Regions from separate parts of the Homo sapiens genome. Here regions 1 and 2 are each linked to region 3. A link is a contact called in ENCODE Hi-C or POLR2A ChIA-PET data. All regions are on one chromosome and are shown on one strand. Each heading gives the region's core, a stretch centred on a gene start or an enhancer-like site at or near the end of the contact. The rest is flanking DNA. Distances are from core to core; before and after follow the strand shown. Region 1 has its middle 34 kb from the start of LINC00242. Region 2 has its middle 120 kb from the start of LINC01624. Region 3 has its middle 190 kb from the start of LINC00242.

Region 1 (4,577 bases), core at 460-2,959, 160 kb before region 3:
CCTGCTTTTCAAGTGCTTAGGACACTTACTTGGCCATTAGTCAGATTAGACTGGCTGCTTCTAAATTAGTCCCTTGGCCAGGATCACCTCTCTCTATAATAGAGAAATTGTTTCAGGTGCCTTCGATGGCATCCTCAGCCCAGAGCATTAAGTCCTGGTGGCATCACAGGCCTTGGCCACCCACCTAGGTCACAGCTCCCTTGACTGATCCTTCTCCACCCCCTAGGCACCTGGACTCAGGCCCCCAGAGGGCCACTCACCATCACCTGGCTATGCCTGGCATTTTCCACATCCCTGCTCCAGTGTCTGGGTGTCTGGGCAGACTTCCTGGTTCACAGATGGAGCCTTCTGGCTGTGCCCCCACGGGGCGGAAGGAACAAGGCAGCTCCCTGGGGCCTCTTTTGTAGGGGCACTAATCCCACCATGAGGCTCCACCCTCCGAACCTCATCACCTCCCAAAGGCCCCACCTCCTAACACTGTCACCTTGTGGGTGAGGTTTCAGCCTAGGAATTTGGGACGCTTGCGCATTCTGCCTGGAGCATTAACCACGTATCTTCCCTGTGTTTGCCAAGGATGTGTCCGGAGACTTTAGTCAGTCCTAAAATTCTCCCTCCCGCTAGTGAGTGACCTGAGCAGTGCATCCTGCAGCAGCCCAGCCCTCAGGTGTTCATCCTCCAGCAGCGCAGCCCTGCCCACCCTCGGGAGGAGGAGGGGCCCGGCGCTGACACCTGCGGCCTTCTCAGTGCCACAGCCGGGCTCTGCATCCCTGCAATGCTCCACAGCTGCAAGGCTGCTCACTCACTTTGCACAGTGGCTCCCAAACCCCATTTGCAATTTTCCCTCCGAGACCCTCACAGCAGCTGGGGCCTCCTCTTCAGGCCATGTGTCCCTTCTTCAAGAGTCAAAATGAGAACAAGTCCGTCTCTTCCTTTTCTTCCTCCAAGCTTGGGGAGGCAGCAGCTTCCTCTCTGGCCCCCAGTTAAGGACCTTCTACCTACGGATTCCCTACATCAAGTCCCTCATGGGAATTATCTGTTCTGGTAGCTTCCGTGGCTTCTTTCTCTTCCCAGACCCTGACAGATGACCACGCGTGGCTTGCTGAAGCCATAGCTGTATGAGGACACTGGCAGAAACGGCTGCTGTTCTTCTTGCTTCCCAAAGGGCAGAGATACCTCGAGTCACAGAAGGATGAGGAAGCGTCTTCTCACACCCCTGACTTCATCTGCTGGGAGCTGGTGGCTGAGGGCGGCTGGTTTGCTCTAACCCTTCAACACCGATGAGTGGAAAGGGCCAAGGAAGCAACCCCCGCAAACTGCCTGGTTGCCAAGAGGTCTCCCAGGTAGGGGACAGACTCGGGTCCTGCCGGCAGCTGCGCAGGGAGGGTCTCCATGACGCAATATCTCCACACCACGGCAGGGGGCGCTGTTCACGTGCGCGAGAACGCTCCTTAGTGACCAGAGCCTTTGCTCCAGGGACAGGAGCTGCCTCAGAGCACAATTTGCTGCTTTGAAAAGGGATTTAGAACAGGAATTCCCTCAGACTTGGTAACAGTAGATGCCGTGTGAGCGGAAGAGCATCTTCAGGGAAAACGTGTGAGAAATGGGGGAGAGGAAACCTGACTCCAAATAAACCAAGAACACGGCAGAAATTAAGGAGCTCGCAAAAGCTGTGAGAGGGCAGCGAGTTGCCAGTTCATATAAATGAAGAGATCAGCAGAGTCCACCGCCGACTGGTTGCGAAGAAGTCTAAAAACAGACCCAAGGATTCGGAAATTCGGGGCCGTCGTAGAGCCACTCATTTCAGTAGAACAGTAAGTGCAGAAACCAGATTTATACACACAGGTATATACATGGATACACACATCTATACACACACTAGTTTTCTATTTGTGTTTTAAAATTTAACTTTTTATTTTGATGTTTAAAGAGTACATACAAATGTAGAAAGGACTGTGTAATGAACTCCCATGTACCAAGTACCACCTGATTAATAATTAAGTGGCTTATGACTAATAATTATTGACTCACGACTCAACTTGTTTAATCAGTTTCTGCCTGTCCCCACTCTCTATCTCTCTTTCTCTTTGGATTGGAGTATTTTCTGGCCATCCCAAAAGATATAATTTTATGTAACTACTGTGTCTCTAATGGATAAGGGCTTTTTAAGAGCAGCAGAGGGAGAGAATTGGGACAGAACCCAGAGCCACAGGGAGAGCTGTGTCCTTGAGCAGCACAGATCCGAGGCAGCGCCTCTGGTTGCCCAGCTAGTTTAGAAGCATGATCAAACATGTGACATGAGAAGCAATATTTACCCTTCTAAAATGTGGCTTCAAGGATAGATTGGTTTAAGCCAAGCCTCCTTTACTTTTCCAAATAAGAACAGACACACACTGATAGGAAATGAAACAGGAAATGGCCCCCCTGGCTAATGTGTGGGTAGGGTGAGATGATTCCTTTAACTTGCTCAGCATGAGTGCCTTCTCAGGATGTGACAGGAGTTCATGTCGGGATTTAAGAACATGGACTTCTTGGATCTGTTGGTTGTATGTTCTTGGGAAAGTTACTTATGCCTCAATTTCACCTGCAAATTGGGGTTAATAATGTTTAAGGTCACAAGGTTGTTCCAAGGATAACACGAGAGGGTGCATGTAAAGAGGTGGGTGTAGCACCTGCCGTGTAAGAACTGCTCAGCCTACATTAGCTGTAATGACGATTGGTGAAGACACCCGCTTGTTAACTGTTGTGTTCTGTGAGCCCCCCAGAAGCACCTTGTCCGTAATTATCACACAGAAGGCCTTTTCCTCCACTTTCACCGTACACAGAAATAATATGTAAGGCCCAGACTTAAAATGTAGGCTGTCATTTTTTTCCTACTCGAAAATAATAGAGAGAAACATTTCTTTTTTTCTTTTTATTTCTAGTGCACCTATATATGTGTAAGAATGGTTTATTACTCTCGATCTTCTAAGTTAATTTTGGGGGAAAATAGTAACTCCTTCAAGACTCTAGAGTTTCCTTTAGCCAATTAGACATTGTGATGACTCATCTGAGAGAGTATGAGTAGGCTGCTTATGAAATTTATTCTGCCACCCAAAGATGATAAACTTAAAGAAGTCCCTCACCCAGACACAGCATAATAAAACAGCTGAAAACCAAACACGAAGAAATCTTAAAGTCAGCCAGAGGAATCAGCACGTGACGCACAGGGAGCAAAAATCCAAAGGAGCGTGGATTCACCTTCAGGAGGAGCCCTGGAGTCCTCAAAGTGGCACAGCAGGCCCAGAGCATGGAGGAAAAGAGCTACGCACCTTGAACCTTATATCCAGCAAAAGTGTCTTTCAGCAATGAATGTGAAATACAGACAGTCTCAGATGAAGACAAACTAAGAATTTATTTCCAATTTACCTGTGATAAAAGAAGCGCCACAGAAACTTCAAGCAGAGAGAAACAGTAAGGATAATCTGGAACTTCAGGAATGAAGGGAAAGTGACAGAAATGATAAATGTCTGGGTGAATAAAATAGGCCTTTTTCTCGGTGTGTATGAGGAATGAAGGCAGCATCCATAACACTGGTCTTTTCAGCTAACGCAGAGGTCCACACAGAGGGGAGGGCACGGGGCCAGCGGAGGGCATGGAGGCCGCTGTGGAAGTGGCTTCTGTAGTCCACATGAAACAGCAAAATGTTATCCTCAGTAGACTGTGAAAAGTTAATTGTGTAAATTGTAATTCGTACGTGAACCACACACCCACACAGCTGTGCAAAGAGATATAAACCAGACCCCAATAGACCCTTAACATGGAATATTAAAACTATTCTAAGAATCCAAATGGAGATATAAAAGGGGAAATTGATTAAAAAAATGTAAGACACAATCAGAAAACAAATCATGAAATGACATACTTAAATCCAAACACCCCAGTAACTAAATTAAATATAAGTAGCTTAAGCATATCAATCAAAAACCAGATGATCAGATTGGATATTTTAAAAAGACCAAACTGTGCTGTCTCCAGGAAGCCTACTTTAAATATAATGATGTAGGGGGATGAAAAGATGCACCACATAAACATTAATGATAATAAAAAAGCTTCGGTGGCTGCAGAGACGAGATAGACATCAGAGCCAGGAAGATTGTGGTTGATGAGGAAGGGCACTGCATGATGGTGAGAGGTCAGGTCCACAAGCAGACGTTGCCGTCCTGAGTATGCACGTGACAGAAGAACTTCAAAATATACGAAACATAAACTGGTGGGACCGAGAGGAGAAATGATGGATTAATAACTGTAGTTGGTAGTTGGAGTCTTCAACACTCCTTTATCAGTCATGGTTAGAATAGAACAGAAAATCTTCTAGAAGGAGGATAAAGAACTGAACAGCATCACCAACCACCTGGACTCACTTGACATGTGCAGAACACGCTGCCGAGCAATAGCAGCACACACGTTCTCAGGGGCACGTGAAATGTTCACTAGGGTAAATCATGCCATGGGTCATTGAAAGCTCTAACAATTTTATAAGATCTGAAATCATGCAAAGCATGCTTTTGACCACAATAAAGCTAAGCTAGAAATTAATA
Region 2 (4,483 bases), core at 597-3,096, 160 kb after region 3:
CCCTCCACTGCCTACAGTGTAGACAGAGGCTCACCTCCTGCCAACAAGCCTGCTGCCAGCCGCCCCTCCACTACCTGCAATGCAGACAGAGCCTCACTCACTTCCCAGTGGCTTCTGGGGAGGAGGAATCCCTCCCTGAGTCCTCAGGCCCCTCATGTGGGTGAGTGTGGGTGGAGGGCGGCCTGGGCAGCAGCTGCTGGAGGAGCTGCAAACTCTGCCATCAGTGTACACAGTGATCCAGGTGCTGCCTCTGGCAATTCACGGGAGAATCCCAGAAAGTTCCGTGACATCATCTCCATAATCCCCAGTACACAGTGAAGCCGGAGCTGGAGAGAGATGGGCAGGTGGGGCTGGGGACCCAGGGATCATGACGGGGCACCTGGGGCGGGCACTGCTGGGCACTGCTGCCTCAGAACCTACTCAAGGTTCCACCTCCCAACACCGTTGCTTTGGGGATTAAATTTCCAACACAGGAGCTGTGAGGACATGATCAAATCACTGTGCCAGCTGGTCACCAGGGGGCCACCACTCCAAGGAACCCTGAAGATGGTGGACAGGAATTAGGAAGTGTTGAACCGTCTTAGATGGAATGCTGTTCATATGAAAGCAAGACGCTCTATCCTAGAATTGCTTTTATCATTTGGTTCTATTGCCACTTTTCGAAAATTGTGTGACGTGAAGCATGCAGAAATAAAAAGAAGTAACACAGAAATTCTCAGGTCCATCAGCCAAGGGGGCCTTGCTGACTGCAGGCGGAGGTCTCAGGCCCGCCCAGCCCTGGCGTCTCCGCAGGGCTCTGACCCCGAGACAGCTCCACAGCCCCCTCTATTCTCCCCCGGCGCTCACAATTCAACAACATGGACTTCATATTTGCCATTTGACAACTTGCCTTTTTCTGATAGGGCTCCAGTTGTGAAGTTAGCAAGAGCCTGAAGGCTTTTTTAAAAGGAAAGAAAAAATGTATATTTTTCTAAAAAAAAAAAATTCTAAGGGTGGTAAATTCCCTTAAGGTAAATCTGCTTCCCAGCTAATGCAAGAGCTGCAAGCAGCTGGGAAATGGGTGTTGTATTGTCTAGCCTGGCTCTGGGAACGGATTCATAGCTGCTGCCTGGAAGGTTAAAATGTGCAGAGGATTCGTGGAGAACAAGGAGAAAACCAAGACAGTCAGTTCGGTTTGGTTCCTGAGGGGGAAGCCCTGGGCTCATCATGGACGCCTAGAGGAGCGGGCGGCAGAGGCAGCTCCAGGCAGCTCCCGAGGGGAACCTGGGTATTTGGAAATCCTGGGGGAGTAGCTGAGGGAGGTGATTTAGAAGGTGATACTTTGGGCCTCGTGTCTTTTCTTTGGCTCTCTGTTGCTGGAGCAGAAAGACAGAGCAGTCTCAGGCATGCTTCCCTCCTCTCCTGGGCCAGCCTCGGATCAGCTGAGAGCCACAGCAGGGAGGGTGGGAAACCCAGGCTGGTGTTCCTGAGACAGCTCCTCCCGCCTGCCCCTGTCTCCTTCTGCTGAGTAGAAACAAAGCACTTCTCCCCACGTGGCAACGTAAATCAGGGATGTGTCTTCATCTCTAGTGATAAATAGGACTTTGTTTCATTCATTCTGAGGTGTTTAGAAAAGAACTGTTAAAAAAAAAAAAGCCAGATTGTCCCTCAAATTGTTCCTTCAATGCCTGGACACCTTTCTCCAGCCCTAGCAGGGCAAACGTCTGGGGATGTCAGACCGGACAGGAAAACCTTGAACTCCTTCAGAGCAGGAGGCTTTCCAGAATTCCAGGACGTCCCAACTCTCCCGCCGTGAGTGGCAGCTCAGCAGACCCGGAAGGAAGTGCGACCACGACTTTCCGCACTGAGGTCCTCAGCAAATGTTGATCCACGGGCTCCACGGCGCAGCCAGCACCGACTTCTCCACCCACTGGCCACCGAACCCTGTTCTCGCCAAGGCCTCCTTTGTCCACGCCTCCGAGGAGCTCGGCCCGGTGGTCACAAGTGCAGCCAAGAATGAGGGGCTATTTGGGTCAGGCAAGCCTGCCATGTTTCGGGAAAGTTGCCCCGGGGTTAGGAAACGCTCCATCTGAGGGAAATGGAGCTCCCCACCGGTTCTTGGAGCCCAGGCGTCGCCCACCCTGCTGGTTTTCTCTTTGGTGGGATTGTCTTTGAATTCCATTGTTGGCCTAGTTTCCTGAGCCAAACCTCAAACAGCTTGGCTGAGAGAGCACAGAACAGGAAAATCAGCTCGGAGAGAGGCTGGTCATAAGGAAATAGTCACTCGGCCGATGACGTCCACAGTCCCCTGACGTCTGTCCCCAGCATTGAGCAGCGGAAGCCACAGATTCTTGAAGCGGGAATTCAAGTCCTCAGGCAAAGGCGCATTGTGACTGTCTGATCAGCATTTCCTATTGATCTCTTTACAAATTACCTTTGTTCTCTAAGGCCAGGCAGGCATCTGGAGGCTGGAGCGGGAGGGCCATCGGGTGAGGCCCCGGCCAGCGCCTCAGACTGCCAGAGAGCCTCAGCCCCGCCCCACACCGTCCCAGGTCCCTGCCTGGAGGATCTGGAGCTGGGGACTGCTGTGAGGTGGACACGGTGCAGCTGATTCCAGGGCGCCCTGAGCTGAAGCAACACCGTGCAACCAGTCGCAGGTGCTCAGGACGAGCCGTACCAAGAGGGACGTTCCTCTGCCAGATCAAACGTGGGGTGGTTGTTCGGCCCAAGGCTGCCCGTGCTGTTCCCTGCACCCCAGTAAGCCAGGTTATGGGGTGAGCTCTGGCCCTGCCCTCCCAACCTCCCCCCCACCGGCTGGCTGGAGGCCCTGTGCTCGCCCGCCCGCCAGGCTGCGGCTGCCCTGCAGGAGCTGGGACTGACTCTAATTGTGATTTGATCCCGTTGTGTTTTCTCTGTGAAGTGCTTCACTGTTAGAAAAGTGAAGGGCTGCCGCCCGGCTGCATAAATTCCTCACACATCAATGTCCCCATTACAGCATGAGTCAGCAGCCCTGCCGGCAGGTGCTGAGAGTTTGGCGGCCAGCCCACTCCTGCAGAACTTCCAGAGCGAGCCATCTCCACGCAGAGGGGGAGCCTCCCAGTGAACCCCAAGCTGAAGACTGCCCTCTATCACCTCGTTTGTGGCAATGGGGGCTGTGGGGGAGGGGGAAGGAGGCATGTGCTGTTAGTAAGAGGCTCACATCTGACAAAAAAATACCATTCCCAGAAAGTCAGGCCTTTGAGGCGATCGCTACCTCACAACCATGACTCCCCCAGTCCCACCTGCATGAGCCGGACACGCCTGTCACATGGTGGCCTGCACCGAGCACCCGCACACCGGCCCCCACAACACCCCACTAGCTCTGCAGAAGGCCCCCTCCACCCACGCCCACCCCAGTGGACTCCAGTAGGTGGGCGCCCAGGTTGACTCCAATCCACAAGCAACCGCGGAAAGAGCAAGGCTGGGAAACCGGCAGGGGCCGCCAGGACCACAGCAACCTTCCTCCCTGCGCCTGCAGTCAGAGGTGCCCTGTGTCCCCGGAGGAGAGCGAGGGGCTCGGGAGGGTCCTCACTCACAGGCACCGGGCGCTTCGACTGCACCCTCATCTCCATCTGCAGGAGGCACAAAGGGGGACTGACAAGCCCAGTCAGGGTGCATGGGAAGGTCCTTTCCCACTAGACAAGCCAGTAGGGGCCAGGGCCCCAGGGGTACTGGCTGGAGGGGGCGTCTCCCCCACACCATCCTGGCCCTTGGGCTCACTGCAGACATGGAAGCCAGCAGGCAAAGCTGCACACCCCTCTCCCTCCTCCCAGCCCAGGCCTGTGTGCTCTCCCTCCTCCCAGCCCAGGCCTGCCTGCTCTCCCTCCTCCCAGCCCAGGCCTGCAGGCCAGGTAGTGATGGATAAGACGGGTCATTGCACCTGGTGCTGCACTCGCCTCCTGTTCCTTCCAGGAGGGTCTTCTCCAGCCCTGCCGGGAAGACCCTGGTGCACACAGGCCTTCCAGCATGGCCTGCCTAGCTCCTCGCCCTCCTGGGTCCTCACAGCCCCGGCCTCCTCCCTCCATGGTCGTGCTCTTCTGCTGTCAGCCCCAGGCCTCGCAGTATCGGCCAGAAAAGCCCATGCCCCTGGGCAAGCCCTGAGTCAGGGCCCCTCCACAGAACCCGGGACCCCTCCACAGAACCCAGGGACCCCTCCACAGAACCCAGGGCCCCTCCACAGAACCCAGGACCCTTCCACAGAACCCAGGGCCCCTCCACAGAACACAGGGCCCCTCCACAGAACCCAGGGACCCCTCCACAGAACCCAGGGCCCCTCCACAGAACCCAGGGCCCCTCCACAGAACCCAGGGCCCCTCCACAGAACCCAGGGACCCCTCCACAGAACCCAGGACCCCTCCATAGAACCCAGGACCCCTCCATAGAACCCAGGGCCCCTCCACAGAACCCAGGGACCCTCCACAGAACCCAGGGACCCCTCCATAGAACCCAGGGCCCCTCCACAGAA
Region 3 (4,461 bases), core at 1,475-3,974:
CGCCATGTCCAGCGACAGGATGGGTCCGGGGGGACAGCGGCCGCCATGTCCAGCGACAGGGTGGGTCCGAGGGGACAGCGGCCGCCATGTCCAGCGACAGGATGGGTCCGAGGGGACAGCGGCCGCCATGTCCAGCGACAGGGTGGGTCCGAGGGGACAGCGGCCGCCATGTCCAGCGACAGGATGGGTCCGGGGGGACAGCGGCCGCCATGTCCAGCGACAGGGTGGGTCCGAGGGGACAGCGGCCGCCATGTCCAGCGACAGGGTGGGTCCGAGGGGACAGTGGCCGCCATGTCCAGCGACAGGATGGGTCCGAGGGGACAGCGGCCGCCATGTCCAGCGACAGGGTGGGTCCGAGGGGACAGTGGCCGCCATGTCCAGCGACAGGGTGGGTCCGAGGGGACAGCGGCCGCCATGTCCAGCGACAGGGTGGGTCCGAGGGGACAGCGGCCGCCATGTCCAGCGACAGGATGGGTCCGGGGGGACAGCGGCCGCCATGTCCAGCGACAGGGTGGGTCCGAGGGGACAGCGGCCGCCATGTCCAGCGACAGGGTGGGTCTGAGGGGACAGCGGCCGCCATGTCCAGCGACAGGGTGGGTCCGGGGGGACAGCGGCCGCCATGTCCAGCGACAGGGTGGGTCCGAGGGGACAGCGGCTGCCATGTCCAGCGACAGGATGGGTCCGGAGGGACAGTGGCCGCCATGTCCAGCGACAGGGTGGGTCCGAGGGGACAGCGGCCGCCATGTCCAGCGACAGGGTGGGTCTGAGGGGACAGCGGCCGCCATGTCCAGCGACAGGGTGGGTCCGGGGGGACAGCGGCCGCCATGTCCAGCGACAGGGTGGGTCCGAGGGGACAGCGGCTGCCATGTCCAGCGACAGGGTGGGTCCGGAGGGACAGTGGCCGCCATGTCCAGCGACAGGGTGGGTCCGAGGGGACAGCGGCTGCCATGTCCAGCGACAGGATGGGTCCGGAGGGACAGTGGCCGCCATGTCCAGCGACAGGGTGGGTCCGAGGGGACAGTGGCCGTGATGTCCAGCGACAGGGTGGGTCCGGGGGGACCTGCTCTTCCAAGACCACATCGTCATAATTCTGTGAACATTTACACTGAAAAACAAGTGTTTGACTGGCACCGATGCCTGGCACAGCTTCCCTCATTCATTCCCATGTGCACACCGGGCACCTCCTTCATGGCCTCAGCCTCCCTGGTCCCCGATTTGCACTGGACCTGTGACCAGGGCTTCCTCACCTGAAGATCGACCCGGTGCCAGCCTCCGTCCTGCTCCCCCAGGCTCAGCCTCCCCACAACCCAGTGGCCTCCCCCTCCCACGGCCCCCTCAGCCGGGCACCATCACACTCTTGGGTTCACATCGGGCCACCTCCTGGCTGGGCGGGATGAGCCCTGTGGGGCTGGGACGTGCATGTCAGCAAAGGAGCCAGCACCAGGCTGGTCTGGAGATGCTAACCCAGAGGTTCCTGGATCTGGCAGGCTGTGCGCGGCCCTCCTGGCCTGGCCGTGTCCTCAGCTGGTGCTGCAGCCCATCCTCTCTGATCCGCACAGACCTGTGGCCACCCTTGTGTGTGTCTGCGGCACATTTAAATTACACATGAATTGAGAGAAGGACCTGCCCCGTGGACCTCTGCAGCCTCCACAGGACCTGCAGGTGCGGAGTGGTTCCTTTCTCATGGTGTCGAGGGCCAGCAGGCTGCACTCTGTCTCCCCACGCGAAGTGCCACAAATAGCCGATGTCTCCCCGCCCTTTCCTCAGCTGCTACTGCTGGGTTCTAACCTCCAACAGGCCAGCCCCAAACCAGGCCCCTGGCACCTGCTCAGGCCAGCCAGCCCGTCGGCCCCTCTGTGGGTGTCTGGTCTCAGGCCCTGACCTCTGGTGCTATGCCTCAGCACCCAGAAATGCTCTGCACGCAGTGGTCCCCGGTCCACAAAATGCACCCCTGTATGTTCACACACATGCATGTGTTCCAATAATACACACTCACAAGCCTCACATACACACATATGCCTATACAGTACACACAGGCACACACAATAAAACTCATACACACACATACACACACACATGACACACACAAGCACATACGTGCATATACATTACACACATACAACACACACAAGAATGCAAACACACATATGCATATACATTACACACAGGCACACACAACACACTCATATGTACACACGTACACAACACACAACACTCATGAGCACACACGCATATGCATATACATTACACACGGGCATACACAACACACATGCATACACACAGGTACACACAATAAAACTCACATGCACACACATACACACACAACACACACAAGTATGAGACCCCACAGTCAACCAGATCGAAGTAAACGGACGATTGGATGGAGCGGAAATCCCCTATCACCCTCTGCTTTGAATAGTTTGCTATCTGCATGATTTAAAGGAAAACTGAAGCTCTTATTAGAATAAAGTAAAAATGATCATTTCTTACCTTAAAATATAAACACGTGTCTGTATGTCATGTGTGGCCTGTCAGGAAGATGATTTGCATTGTCGGTTTCTGAGTGTGCTTTACAGGAAATAAAGGATGAGGCCCCTTCACGTGATGGGCTCCCGTCTTGCACGCTGGTTACCCCTTGGAGCTTCCCGTTTATGTGGATTGTGGCAGTGACTTGAAGTGGAGCCGAGTGTAGTGACCTCTTGTTAACGCCAGAGAGGTCTGTGGACCAGTGTGCTTTCTGCTCACATCGACTGAGAGTGCCACTGGGTAACAGCGGCATTCTCACTGAGTGTTTTCTTCATCATACAACTGCACCTCTGACGATCTCAGCCCACACAGTGGGAGGCGCTCCGAGGGCACGGGAAGCACCGGGCGACCTCAGGAGCTGCAGCGCCGCCAAGATGTTGGCCTCTTTTATTTCCTCACTTTCCCTTTTATATGGTTTTAGCTCTCACATTCTATTTAACTCTCTTTATAGCCATTTGCCATTGTGTGAGATGGCAGTTGCCTGCAATCTCCTGGGACTTGCTACTCTGGACGGAGGCTGAGCCCCTGAAGTCCACCCATCTATGACTCCTGGTCCACCCAGGCATTGGCCCTGCCTGGGGATCGTGCCTGAGTCTGCGCGGCCCTCTCCACTCAGAGCCGCCTCAGAGCCTCCTCCACAGCCCACGTAGCCCTGCCCGCTTTCCCTGGGATTTCGGGTGCAGTCGCAGGGTTAGGGGTGAGGGTTGGCCCCCCTCCAGGCAGGAGTGCCAAGTCCTTTCCAGTGCGGCTGCCCAGTCTACCGCGGACCTCAAGGTTTGGAGGCAAATGGCCCCACATCCCTCCTGACACCAGGACACCCAGACTTTCTGTTCCTGCAGGTCCCATGGGTGTCGGATGGGGCCTCAGGCTGAGCAGCGCATGTGGGTGCCCAGTTCATTTGTGAAACACCTTCTGTGTCCTCTGCAATCACCCTGCAGGGCTGTTCAGGGTCCTCGTGGGTGTGAGGTCTGCAGGACAGCGGCCCACAAGGTGCCCACGCCCATTCTCAGAACCTGAAATGTGTCACCTGTGTGGCAAGAGGGGCCGTGCAAATGCCATTAAATCGAGGACACTGAGCAGGGAGGTGTTGCCACATGATTCAGGGGGCCTGATGTCCTCACGGGCATCCATAAAAAGGAAAAGAGGGAGGTGGAGGGTCGGGCTGGCCAGAAGGCCAGGCACAGACCAGACAGAGGCTGGGGTAGAGCACAGAGAGGGTTTCTCCCAGGAGCCTCCAGAAGGAACCAGCCCTGCCCACTTCTGGATTTTCGCTCACAAAGACTTGGGCGGGATTTCTGACCTTGAGAACTGGAAGGAAATAAATTTGTGTTCTTTAAAGCCACTAAATTCATGGAAATTTGTTGCAGCAGCAAGAAGAAAGGACTCCGTTGCAGAAGAGGTCTGTAAAAAAGATCTTTGGTATCTATCATTTTTAGTTGCGTGTATTCCAAAATCTCCCAGTCTGAAATTTTTAAGATGTTTTTTGATGAAGAAAAGTTTATAATTTAAATATGGTCAAATTACCAACATTCTATATTTAGCTTTCTTTAAGATAAGCTTTCCTATTTCAAGGAGTAAAAGATACTCACCTATATGGTGTAAATTAATGGAGAGATATATCATGTTCATAGATAGGAAATGACAATTTTAGCCAGTTTGAATCTATAGACTCAGCCCAATTCAAATCAAAGTCCCAATAGAGTTTTCTATGGAGCTCAATGAGCTGATTCTCCAAGTGTGAGGAAAGAAGGATCCAGGGAAAGCCCATACTCCTTGCTGTGGTGTTTAGGGGGGTGAAATTTTTGTGTCAACTTGACCGGGCCAAGAGGTGCCCAGATACTTGGTCAAGCATTATTCCAGTGTGTCTGTGAGGGTGTTGTTGCGGGAGACTGACATTTGAACCTGAGCATGAGAAAGGTGTGGGCCTTGGTGTGT

Evidence for each region. A loop is a pair of places that touch in the nucleus more often than their neighbours do. ChIA-PET counts read pairs that join two places held with the same protein, here RNA polymerase II (POLR2A). Pooled maps may share reads with other maps.
Region 1: a loop to region 3 is called in a map of CD8-positive, alpha-beta T cell, with 1.8 times the contacts of the local background. The contact joins two enhancer-like sites. A Hi-C loop is called at or near these places in 3 of 168 maps with a recorded cell type or tissue (CD8-positive, alpha-beta T cell, OCI-LY7 and endothelial cell of umbilical vein) and 10 of 50 pooled maps.
Region 2: a loop to region 3 is called in a map of thyroid gland, with 1.9 times the contacts of the local background. The contact joins two enhancer-like sites. A Hi-C loop is called at or near these places in 1 of 168 maps with a recorded cell type or tissue (thyroid gland) and 10 of 50 pooled maps. POLR2A ChIA-PET finds 5 or more read pairs at or near these places in 1 of 52 experiments (CD8-positive, alpha-beta T cell).

The regions. Positions count from the first base shown.
Region 1 is chr6:169,830,407-169,834,983 of GRCh38, forward strand. No RefSeq gene overlaps it. Among named protein-coding and RNA genes, the nearest start is that of LINC00242, 34 kb to the left of the region's middle. Within about 2 kb of position 1,710, at least 3 of the 41 ENCODE cell types and tissues checked have a DNase peak (open chromatin) inside an H3K27ac peak, as active enhancers do.
Region 2 is chr6:170,150,230-170,154,712 of GRCh38, forward strand. It overlaps LOC101929614. Among named protein-coding and RNA genes, the nearest start is that of LINC01624, 120 kb to the right of the region's middle. RefSeq lists an enhancer at 2,308-3,211. Within about 2 kb of position 1,847, at least 21 of the 41 ENCODE cell types and tissues checked have a DNase peak (open chromatin) inside an H3K27ac peak, as active enhancers do.
Region 3 is chr6:169,987,592-169,992,052 of GRCh38, forward strand. No RefSeq gene overlaps it. Among named protein-coding and RNA genes, the nearest start is that of LINC00242, 190 kb to the left of the region's middle. Within about 2 kb of position 2,725, at least 4 of the 41 ENCODE cell types and tissues checked have a DNase peak (open chromatin) inside an H3K27ac peak, as active enhancers do.